2 separate regions of the Homo sapiens genome follow, and region 1 is linked to region 2. A link is a contact called in ENCODE Hi-C or POLR2A ChIA-PET data. All regions are on one chromosome and are shown on one strand. The core of a region is the stretch at or near the end of the contact, and the rest is flanking DNA. Distances in the headings are between cores, read along the strand shown. Region 1 holds the start of WDR37 (WD repeat domain 37). Region 2 overlaps DIP2C (disco interacting protein 2 homolog C).

Region 1 (5,112 bases), core at 2,291-4,790, 500 kb after region 2:
CCAGGCTTTGACTTCTCCTCTCTAGTTATGACAGTCCTGGGCGGCATCTTTTCCCAAAATAAGGTTGTTTCAACTCCAATGAAAACCTATTGTTTAGCAAAGCCGTCTTCATCAGTGATCTTAGGTAGATCTCCTAGATGACTTGCTGCTTTATCTTGCACTTGCACATTTTTTTTTTTGAGATGGAGTCTCACTCTGTTACCCAGGAGTGTGGTGGTGTGATCTTGGCTTACAGCAACCTCCAACTCCTGGGTTCAAGTGATCCTCCTGCCTTAGCCTCCTGAGTAGCTGGGACTACAGGCGTGTGCCACCACACCCAGTTAATTTTTGTATTTTTAGTGGAGGCAGGGTTTCACCATGTTGGCCAGGCTGGTCTTGAACTCCTCACCTCAAGGGATCCACTTGCATTGGCCTCCCAAAGTGCTGGAATTACAGGCATAAGCCACCATGCCTGGCCTATCTTGCACTTTTGTATTATAGAGACAGCTTCTTTCCTTCAACCTCATGAACCAACCTCTGATAGCTTCAGATTTTTCTTCTGTAGCTTCCTTACCTCTCTCAGCCTTCAGAAAACTGAAGAGAGTTAGGGCCTTACTCTGGATTAGGCTTTATCAGAATATTGTGGCTGGTTTAATCTATACAGACCACTCAGAGTTTCTCCATATCAGCAATAAAGCTGTTTTATTTTCTTACCATTTGTGTATTCACTGTAGGAGCACTTCAAATTTCCTTCAAGAACTTTTCCTTTGCATTCACGACTTAGCTGTTTCAACATGCCTTCCTCACCATGCTTAATCATTAATCATTTCTAGTTTTGATTTAAAGTAAGAGATGTGCAACTCATTCTTTTATGAAACAGTAGCCATTTTAGGGCTATTAATTGCCTGATTTTTTTTTTTTTTTGAGTCAGGGTCTTGCTTTGCTGCCCATGCTGAAGTGCAGTGGCGTGATCACAGCTCACTGCAGCCTCGAACTCCTAGGCTCAAGCAATCCTCCTGCTTCAGTCTCCCAAGTAGCTGGGACTACAGGCATGAGCCACCACCATGCCTGGCCCCTAATTTCAGTATTGCTGTGTCTCAAGGATAGGGAGGTCTGAGCAGAAGGAGAGAGATAGGGAGGCAGCTGGTCAGTGCAGTGGTCAGAACACATAAAACATTTATCGACTCAGTTTGCTGTCTTATATAGGGGTGGTTCATGGTGCCCCCCAAGCAATTATGACAGTAATATCAAAGATCACTAATCACAGATCACTATAACTGATTTAATAACGGAAACATTCCAAGAATTACCAAAATGTGAGAGAGACATGAAGTGAGCACATACTGTTAGAAAGATGGTGCTGACAGACTTGCTCCATGCAGGGCTGCCACAAACCTCCACTTTGTAAGAAACATATGATACCTGTGAAGTGCAATAAAGTGATACACATGAAAACAGTTGTGCCTGTTACATGACATATATACACACATATATATAACTTGAGAATTTAGGAAGCGACATGTCAAACAGCTTATAACACTATAGTGTACTATCCAAGTGTTTGAGACACAGTTAAAATAATCAGTAATGAGGACAATGACAGAATACCTAGTAAATCTTAATTCCCTATCAAACCATGCGCAAAAATGAGTCTTAGTAAATTCAGCATTGTTGCCCTATGTCAGGGACAAAGTACATGTATTTTGCATAGATGGACATGTGACAAAATAGAAATTGGTTTTCTGAGACAGGATTCTCCACAGCTTCTGCAGGAGGGAGAATGTAACTGGATACCAGGATTGCAATCATAACCTTTTATAATTTCGGCTAGTTTTGTGTCTTTTAAAAAAATTACATTGGATAGTTATTTCAGGATACAGTGTGTTATGGGTTAAATTGTGTCCCCCTTTCAAATTCATGTGTTAAAGACCTCACTTCCAGTATTTTATAATGTGACCTTATTTGGAAACAGGGTTGTTGTGGATATGATTAGTTAACATGAGGTCATATTAAAGTAGCGTCTACTGTACTCCAATATGACTGATGTCCTCATAAAAAGAACGCTAAGTGTGCAGACAGACACGGACATGGAAAACGTCATGTGAAGACTGGCGGGGGCATGCTGCCACAAGCCAAGGAATGCCTAGACGCTGAGATGCATTAACAGGCTCCCATCACAGCTCTCAGAAGGAATCAACCCTGCCAATACCTTGATTTGGGACTTCCAGTCAGACCTCTGACAATAAATTTGTTTAAGCTGCCTAGTTTGCAGTATTTTGTTCCTGCAGCCCTAGCACATCAACAGTGAAAAGAATATGGATTCTGATGCCAGCCTTTAGTCTTTGCCCTGCTGCACGATTATTTTTGACTTTTGACGAGTAATTTCCACATTCTCATGCTTAAAATTCAATTTAGAATAACTTTTACTTTATTGGATTCCTTTGGGGATTAAATTAGTTACAAAAGATGTAAAGCGACTGATCCTCAAAATGATTTCTTTCCCTTGTTTTGTGACATGTCATGCTCTCAGTTATTTTCAGTGACTTTTATGGAATCCTAAATATATCAACTTAAAAAATTACATTAGCGATATTCTTGGTGTTACCTGACTGTGGTGCGGTCCAGAAAAATAAAACCACCTGTTAGAATGCGGGTTAATTAGATGGGACACTGCGATTTACAAAGCTTTCTATTTGCTGCCATGCCCAGTACAATGTCTTTGCATACTAGGTACTAAATAAAATTATGTTACTTAAATGTCACAACCTCTAAAAGTTTAAAAAATGACTTCTCTAAAAACTCAAATATTTTTTTCCTTGGCGTTCCTCTTACAGAATTGTTTTTAGTGATAAAGTTTTATTAATATACTTAATGCAGAAATAACTTCACTTCTTTTTTTTTTTTGGTAATCTGGATCCCCTAAATAGAATGCTAAATTTGTTTCTTGTGCAACAAACAAGTTACCACTTCTGACTCTTCATCTTGAGCTTCCTTATTTTTTTTTGGAGACGGAGGCTCGCTCTGTCCCAGGCTGGAGTGCAGAGGCGCGATCTCGGCTCACTGCAACCTCCGCCTCCCGGGTTCAAGCGATTCTCCTGCCTCAGCCTTCCGAGTAGCAGGGGTTACAGGCGCGCGCCGCCACGCCCGGCTAGTTTTTGTATTTTTAGTAAAGACAGGGTTTCACCATGTTGGCCAGGCTGGTCTCGACCTCCTAATCTCGTGATACGTCGGCCTCGGCCTCCCAAAGTGTTGGGATTACAGGCGTGAGCCACCGCGCCTGGCCTTGAGCTTCCTTTTTAAAGGAAGGAGCAGGAATGTTAACCTACACAGAAAAAAAAAATGCTTTCACGCTCTTGATTTACTCTAGGTGGGCTTCAAATGCGCGGTTAGCGCTTTCTGTAGAGCGTTGAGACGGCTGTTTACGTAAAGACCATCATGCGACGTTTCCAACCTAGATTCTAAGAAAAAAGCGGCCCAAGTCCCACCTTTCGCAGGGAACAGCTGATTCTGTTTTTCCTTCCCAGCCAATGGTGATCAAAAGCTTCAGGACGCTGGTGAGTCACTGCGGAGGAGCCGAACACTGACCGCGCCGTCCCCGCCAGGCTCCCGCGCGGCCGGCACCGCGGCCCTGAGCGCAGGCGGCCCCGGGTCTCAGGCCTCAGGCGGACCGCGCCCCGGGCTCGCAGCCCTCCCGCCCCGGCTGCCGGGCTACGGGGCAGATGGACTCGGAGCGCCCCGCCGGTGAGTAGCTACGACCCCCGAGGCCACCTCCCGCGAACCGCTCGGCGGCAGGAGTACGTGACCAAGGGTGGGGGCGTTGGCCCAGCAGCCGAAGGGGTCTTCAGCGCGCCCAGACCCCTCGGGGCTGCGGGGCGGAAGCCGGGGCGTGACTTCCGGCGCCGCCGGGTGTGGGGCGGAGGTGTGGGGCGGCTTCCGGAGAACCCAGCGGCGCGGGACTGGGGCGGGACTTCCGGCGACACCGGAAGTGCATTAGCGCCAGGTTGGGGTTGTGGGGTCGCGTCAGTGCGGAGACAGCGGTGTCCTGCGCGTCTTCGGGTCAGTACGGGGGGCCGCGTCGTAGGGACTCACTGGCGGTGCGCGACCTGGGCTGGCTCCGGGGGTGGCGGGCGCAGCTGCTGTGACAGGTGAGTGCCGCCATCTTCCTACCTGTCAGGCGCCGAGTCGTTCCCCGGATGCCCCGAAGAGGAGTCGGGACACTGCAGGGCTCAAGGGGGTGCAGGGGCAGTCGGGGCATAGTGGCGGATGGGGTGCAGGTGGGCTTGGAATGCAGAGGGTCCGTGGTGGTGCAGGAGGGGTCGGGTCCCTGGAGGACCCGTGGCGGTGCAGGAAGGGCCGTGGTGCAGAAGGGTTCAGGGTGCAAGAGAAGTCGGGGCGCAGGAGTAGTCCGTGGCGGTGCCAGAGGGACCAGGGTGCGGGAGGGATGGGGGCCCGGGGCGGTGCAGAAGATGTCGGAGTCCAGGAAGAGTCGGGGCGCTGGAGGGGTTGGGGGCAGAAGGGTTCGGCCCGGGGTCTCTCCCCGCCCCCTTTGCTTCGGCCTGGGCATCCCGGGGAAGTGCGTCTCCAGGGAAGCACTTGGGAGGCCCTTCAGAGAGGAGAATGGCCTTTCTTCTCTCCAAAGAGTGGGGATGGTCGGCTTCAAGAAGGGTGGTGAGTGTGGAGTGACGGATGCTGAAGTGATTAACACAGCGCCATGATATTGTTCCCCTTTTGAAGACTTCCTTTTCCTTCCCTTCCCCCTGAAAGCAGCCACCGCTGGAGGGAAACATTTTAAGACAGCTGTTCACCGGAATAACACAAGAGCAACAATAATAATGTACTCATTTACTAAACCAAGTTGAATAAATACATTTTTCCAGGTTGTGAGTGAAAATAGCTTAAGGTCTGCCAGGTTTTTAGAGATTTTGTCATTTAACTTAAACGCTAAAACATTCGTCCCTTGAAGCGGATACCATTATAGAAAAGTGTTAATTGCTTGGAAGTTTCATTTATTGAAGTTCAAGTGTTTTTCTCTTAAATTCAGTATGTTGGCCTGTGAGTTACGGTCATAAAAGTATTGCAGGAATTATTTACCTCTGAATGAGAAAGCTCAAGATAGTTATATCTCCAGGAACT
Region 2 (5,655 bases), core at 2,524-5,023:
GGAATCAACAGCCCCAGACTCACCCCCAACACCTACCACATTGAAAACAACGTTTTTTCTTGATGCATCAAGCGAAAGACAGAAAACCACCCTAAACAAGTGTGTGCCTTGAGTCACAGAGAGGAACATGCTGTGAGCCCCGACCCTGGAAGGGATCTGTGCACCTGAGTCCTTCGTAGCCCTGTCCTGACCTTCACAGCCCATCAAACCTACATGCACTCTCTCCTCTCTCTCTCCAGCTCACAGCCAGATTCTGCCATTTTCCTCAGCTTTAAGACAACAGCCAGGGCTTCTCAGATGGCCCAGGAGCCAGCCCTCGATGGTCCCACACGGCTGTGTGCTCCCTCCTGCAGAGCTCAAAGCTGGTCAGTGTGGCCCACGGGACACGGCCAGGAGACCGGCCACCTTGACACTGGGCGTAAGACCAGCACTCCTATGTCTCTGCAGAAAGGAGCAGCCCTGGGCAGGGATGTGCCTGGCAGCCCCACAGAGGGACCGGTGTGGAGGACCAGGCCTCCGCCAGCAGACACGTCAGCACAGCATCCTGGAGCAGAACCTCCAGCCCAGCTGAACCTACAGATAGCCACAGCCCTGGACAGAATCTTCACCGTGACTCAGGGGGACAGGGCCAGAACCACTCAGCAGAGCTGCCCTAAATTTGCAACCTGTAGAAGCTGTACAGTCATACGTGTGTGTTGCCTTAAGCCACTAGGTTTTGGAGTCACTTGTCACACAGCAACAGACAGTGGATGCAGACAGGCTCCCAGGCCATGATGGCCTCTGCTGGCCTCACCTGGGCTGTCTCATCTGTTCCCACGACATCACGTTTCTCAAAGCCAAAGGCTGCCAGGACCCCCTTTTCTTCACAAAGTCGTTACAAGCTCACAATACCAAGTGAAAAACAACAATCTGTAAAATGCAACATATGACCCAATACAGGGTGGTGAGTGCACAGGCACATACACATGTGGGGGTGGGGGTGGGGGTGGGGGTGGGGGCGGGGGAGGGGATGGGCAGGGCAGGGGAGGGGAAGGGGGAGAGGATGGGTGGGAAGGGGGAGGGGGAGGATGGGCGGGGAGGGGGCGGGGGCAGGGGCAGGCAGGCAGGCAGGGGGAGGGGGCAGGAAGGCAGGCAGGCAGGCAGGAAGGGGGAGGGGGCAGGGGCAGGCAGGCAGGCAGGGGGAGGGGGCAGGGGCAGGCGGGGAAGGGGGCGGGGAAGGGGGAAACCCCAGAGGGCGAAACCCTGGAGGGCTGGAGGCAGGAGGGATGCTCCCTGGCAACCTCACAGGGTGCCGTCACATGACAGGGCGGACACATGACAGAATTATAATAAAATGCTTAAGAAGAGTAAGCAACAGCATCTTCAGATTAGGGTAGTGTCCTGGTTTCACGCTTGCCTCATATGACATTCTATAAATTGGAAAGATAACGCATTGTCTTACCAGCCACGCTGTTCCCCAAATACTAACTATGATAAAGACTAGACAGCATCTGAGTACTGAGCATGCGTCAAGCCCAGTGAGGTAGGAATCCTTACTTTGCTAGAGAAAGAAACAGGTTCTGAGAGAACCTTCCTGAGGCCACACAGCTGTCTCCAAACCCACCTCCCGCTTCCTGACCCTGAACCAGGATGGGAGGACTCGAGTCATGTGTGTGAATAATTTACCTGGATGCATCTCACGGATTGAGATTCGACCCCCAGACCTAATCATCTCTATTCAGAAATGCGTAAAGGAAGGTGCAGTTGTATCACCACGAGCTGGGGGAACAAAGGCAGGCACCCTCGATGTAGATACGGGGGGTGGAGGCGGGCGCCCAGCGCAGGGGGACAGGAGCACGTCCAGCCCAGCCCAGTCACACAACCACCCTGCCATGCCAGTGCGGGGGCCCACCATCGCGTCTCGGGGAAAGGCAGCTTCTCCTGCACAGGAATCTAAGCCTGAAAGTGTGTTTCTGAGAAGGTGTGGACCAACATCTCGGAAATCAGACACTGTAACATGCTTATCTATACAGGCCGCCTATGTCAGGGAATCACCAATAATTCCCATCTCGCCATCAATTATTTCTGGTAAATATTGATTATTTTAAGTTAACAGAGGCAACACAGGAACAAAATAATGGCAATGTCAGTGAATCTGCTCTCCCACTGAAGAGCTGGGGCTAATGATGAAATAGAAGGAGACTTGGAGAACACAGCAGGACCCCAGACACCACGGACCACCCGACCCCTCCCCCACCGACAGCCCAACCCCTCCCCCGGCAGACCACCCCACCCCCTCCACAGGTGAGTTAGGTCGTGGGGCCAAGGAGTGGTTTCCAAGGAATCTCAGAGGTTTTCAAGGTCTTGCAAGTTTAACGGGAGTTGAATATTTGCATCTGAGTCACACAAGCACATTAAAAGTAAAATTTCTCCTTTCCACTAGAATTATGAGCTTGGGGCAGCAGCACTGGCTGTATCTCATATGCTCATGAGACCCTTTGGAGGCAGCTGTACATCTCAGGTGAATCACTTTAATAATGAGAGAAGTGCTTGGGCCCTCGATCCGGGACCACAGACCCCACGACGAGGGTCTAACCAGGACAAGCCTCGGCCTGGAACAGCTGGTGTCCATGGGGGCGGTGGGGAACGCCGGGGGAACGCCGGGGGAAGCCCCACACAAGCTCGGTGTGTCCTACCCCACACACAGTCGGCATCAGCCACAGGGGTCTTTTGTTGTTTTTGTTGAGGAAGGAACATATTTAAAAGCCCAGGGCCTGGACTCCTCAAAGCTCCCCACAGACCTGGGTTAATCGGCACCTTCCCTCATGTTAAAATCAACAACTATATATGGCTGCTGACAGCACCTCAGAGCAGATGCAACACTGGGCTTTCTTGGTGTCTGGAGAAAGCAGGAATTCCAGGTCTCTGCCTTCCTACCTCCCCAAAGGCTCTGGCCCAGATGAGCTCAGGTTCTTCCAGGTAAGGAGTACAGACCAGCTACCCACATGCCCCTCAGGGTCACACAGCAGCTGTGCAGACTCTTGCACCATGCACAAGCCCTCACAACCCACCCCAGAGGAGGAAGCCCAGCCCCGGAGCCCCATGGCCCCGGCCTGGCAGGAGGCCACTGCTGGGGCCCCTGCTCAGGGTTCAGCACAGCACGGTCCAGCCACACCGGGTGAGACATCCACCCACCTGGCCATTCGTCTTTAACCTAAAACAGACACAGGAATTCAGGGAGGTGTTCCTTCCCCTTGATGAACTCATTGCTCCGGTTCTCACCTCTCCCCCCCACTCCTGTTCTCCTCTCCCCCCGATCCAGTTCTCACCTCTCTCCCCACCCCCTCCGGTTCTCACCTCTCCCTCCTGCCCTGTCACAGACACCCAGCACTGCGCCCAAGGCCTGACTCCCAGTTTCACAGGGAAACCAAGACAATCATGATTTTAGAAACTGGGAGCTAGGTGTAAAATGAGTCAATAAAGCCAGTGTCCACTGATCATCCCTCCACGCACAGCAGAGAGCAGTCCTCGGGATAAAACCCACAGGGGTGGAGAAGACACGCGATCAAGGTGGACAGGATGGAGGAGTCACAAAGAGGGGAGGTTCGGAGAATGAGGCCATGTGAACACAAAGCTAAAGTGCTCAGCGGCTGGAAGACAAAAGCTGCACAACACAAGAGACAAGCTAAACACAACCATTTAAAAAAAAAAAGAAAAAAGTGTCACTGTTAAGTAGGAGTCCATCAGGATTTAAGTTCTCGAGTCACTTAATGTATCAGCACACAGACTTCTCATAATGCCTGAAACTCGCGGCAGTGAACACGTGAATCAGTTCTCCCAAGTCCATTGTTTTGATAGGCCTCTTGATTCTCAGGCTGGTTTCAAAGTAAGCTTTCTGTTTGCTGATAACTTAATAATTAACATACTTGAAAACACATTGACTTTCAAATTAATCTGCTAATAAAATATTAATTACCACACGGGCTATCATCCACAGAAACAACGTAATCACTTTCTGGTTGTAAAAGCATTAAAATTCTAGGCCCCCCTGGCCATCTCAACAGCCCCTACTCTTGGCAAGGGCATTCCAAAGCTAACCTGAAAAACTAGTCCAGGCCATGATCGGTGGGGGGTGGGACTTGCCTTATCACCCCGCCTCCCTTCTGGAATTAGACAGAACTTAGACTCTTAGCCTGACGGGAAACATTCACAATCTATTCTCTTCAAAGCTACCTGGAGGCATCCCTCCACATGACAAAGCCTTGGTCTCCACACAACCCCTTAATCGTACAACTCTCTCAACCAACTGTCAATCAGGAAATTTTTGAATCTACCTATGACCTGGACACCCCTGCTTCCAGTTGTCCCCGCGTTTCCAGATCAAACCAATGTACATCTTACATTTATTTGATTGATGTCTCATGTCTCCCTAAAAGGTACAAAACCAGGCTGTGCTCTGACCACCTTGGGAATAGGTTCTTAGTATCTCCTGAGGGCTGTATCGTGGGCCATGGTAACTCATTTGGCTCACAATAAATCTCTTTAAATACCTTACAGAGTTTGATTCTCTTTGCTGACATGGTACCTTTCATGTGTATTTATTTTGGGGCAGGTTAAAGGGGACTCACAATGGATTGGAGGCAGCAATTGCCCACTGTACGAGAAGTCTCTGCAGACTGAGAGCCACTGGCATGGGGACTCCAACCCCTGAAGCAGCAGCTCTCCCATGTCCCAAGGCCTGAGAGACCTGCACCTCCAGGGCCTCTCATTTGAGAGTCTCAGCAACAACGCAACCAAACGTGATCAACATCACAGAATGTTCCTCAAGGCTTTTGGCTGTTGCTTCTCCCCAAGTTTACTCCTCTAAAACCACAATGGGAACAGTCGGAACAGGATGGTTCTCAGCCACTGACCCTCCTGGTAACGCACTGTCTCCAAGGCCCTTTCCCGCCAGTCACAGCTTCCTTCAAGTCAGGCTTGAAGGCCACCTCCCCAGGAAGGAAACCTCTTCAATCCAGCAACACAACTCCTGGTCCCGTCTAGAGCTTGTCTGCCAGGAAGGGAAGACTCCTCATTCCAGAGAGAGCAGGTGCCACAAAACTCAGTGTTTTCGCCATTGTGAAGGCAAATACTCATGAAATTAATACACTTTTTCCTCCTTAGATACTGACAATTCCTCTTCTGGAGGTCAGCCAAGGCCATCTGCACGAGTCACGCGTGACAGCTCTAGCCCCACCTTCGGTGTCAGCAGTGCGGCTCCGCTGAGACCCTCCTGCACCAGCCGGGCCGTGCACCTGTTCCTACAACTGCTGTCACCAGACTATAGTGATTCTAAAATAATCAGCAAGCGGACGTTCCGAAGGATGCATTTTAAAGAAAAATGTGTAAGCTTTACTGCATGAAATCAGCTACATCTTTTGCTACTCCAAAGGCTTTTTGTTTTGCCTTCTCAAGGTTCTCCACAATGATCCTGACAGTTAAGGTTCCCAGTTACAGGCAGAGGGTTGGGCAGGCCGCATCTGATGTTTAACACACACAGAGGATCCACGTCAAAGGATTTTCCCTGTTCACCAACATCATCAGGACAAACTTTAAGCAGCAATAATTTCCCTGTCTGGAAAATTGAGCTCACTTGAGCACTAATGCAACAAATGTGTTTGACAAAGTTACAGGTGG

The links. A loop is a pair of places that touch in the nucleus more often than their neighbours do. ChIA-PET counts read pairs that join two places held with the same protein, here RNA polymerase II (POLR2A).
Region 1: a map with no recorded cell type shows a loop between it and region 2 (7-fold over the local background). The contact joins the promoter of WDR37 here to the enhancer-like site in region 2. A Hi-C loop is called at or near these places in 1 of 37 single-sample maps with no recorded cell type. POLR2A ChIA-PET finds 5 or more read pairs at or near these places in 1 of 52 experiments (H1).

Annotation. Positions count from the first base shown.
Region 1 is chr10:1,052,845-1,057,956 of GRCh38, forward strand. WDR37 (WD repeat domain 37) reads left to right here and starts at 3,541. Exons shown (of 14, transcript NM_014023.4): 1 at 3,541-4,124. It also overlaps a transcript of IDI1 not described here. RefSeq lists silencers at 3,019-3,078, 3,509-3,938 and enhancers at 3,189-3,238, 4,039-4,098, 4,199-4,258.
Region 2 is chr10:556,703-562,357 of GRCh38, forward strand. All of the region lies in intron 1 of DIP2C (disco interacting protein 2 homolog C), which reads right to left. Among named protein-coding and RNA genes, the nearest start is that of DIP2C-AS2, 69 kb to the right of the region's middle. RefSeq lists enhancers at 1-408, 409-982. Within about 2 kb of position 3,774, at least 3 of the 41 ENCODE cell types and tissues checked have a DNase peak (open chromatin) inside an H3K27ac peak, as active enhancers do.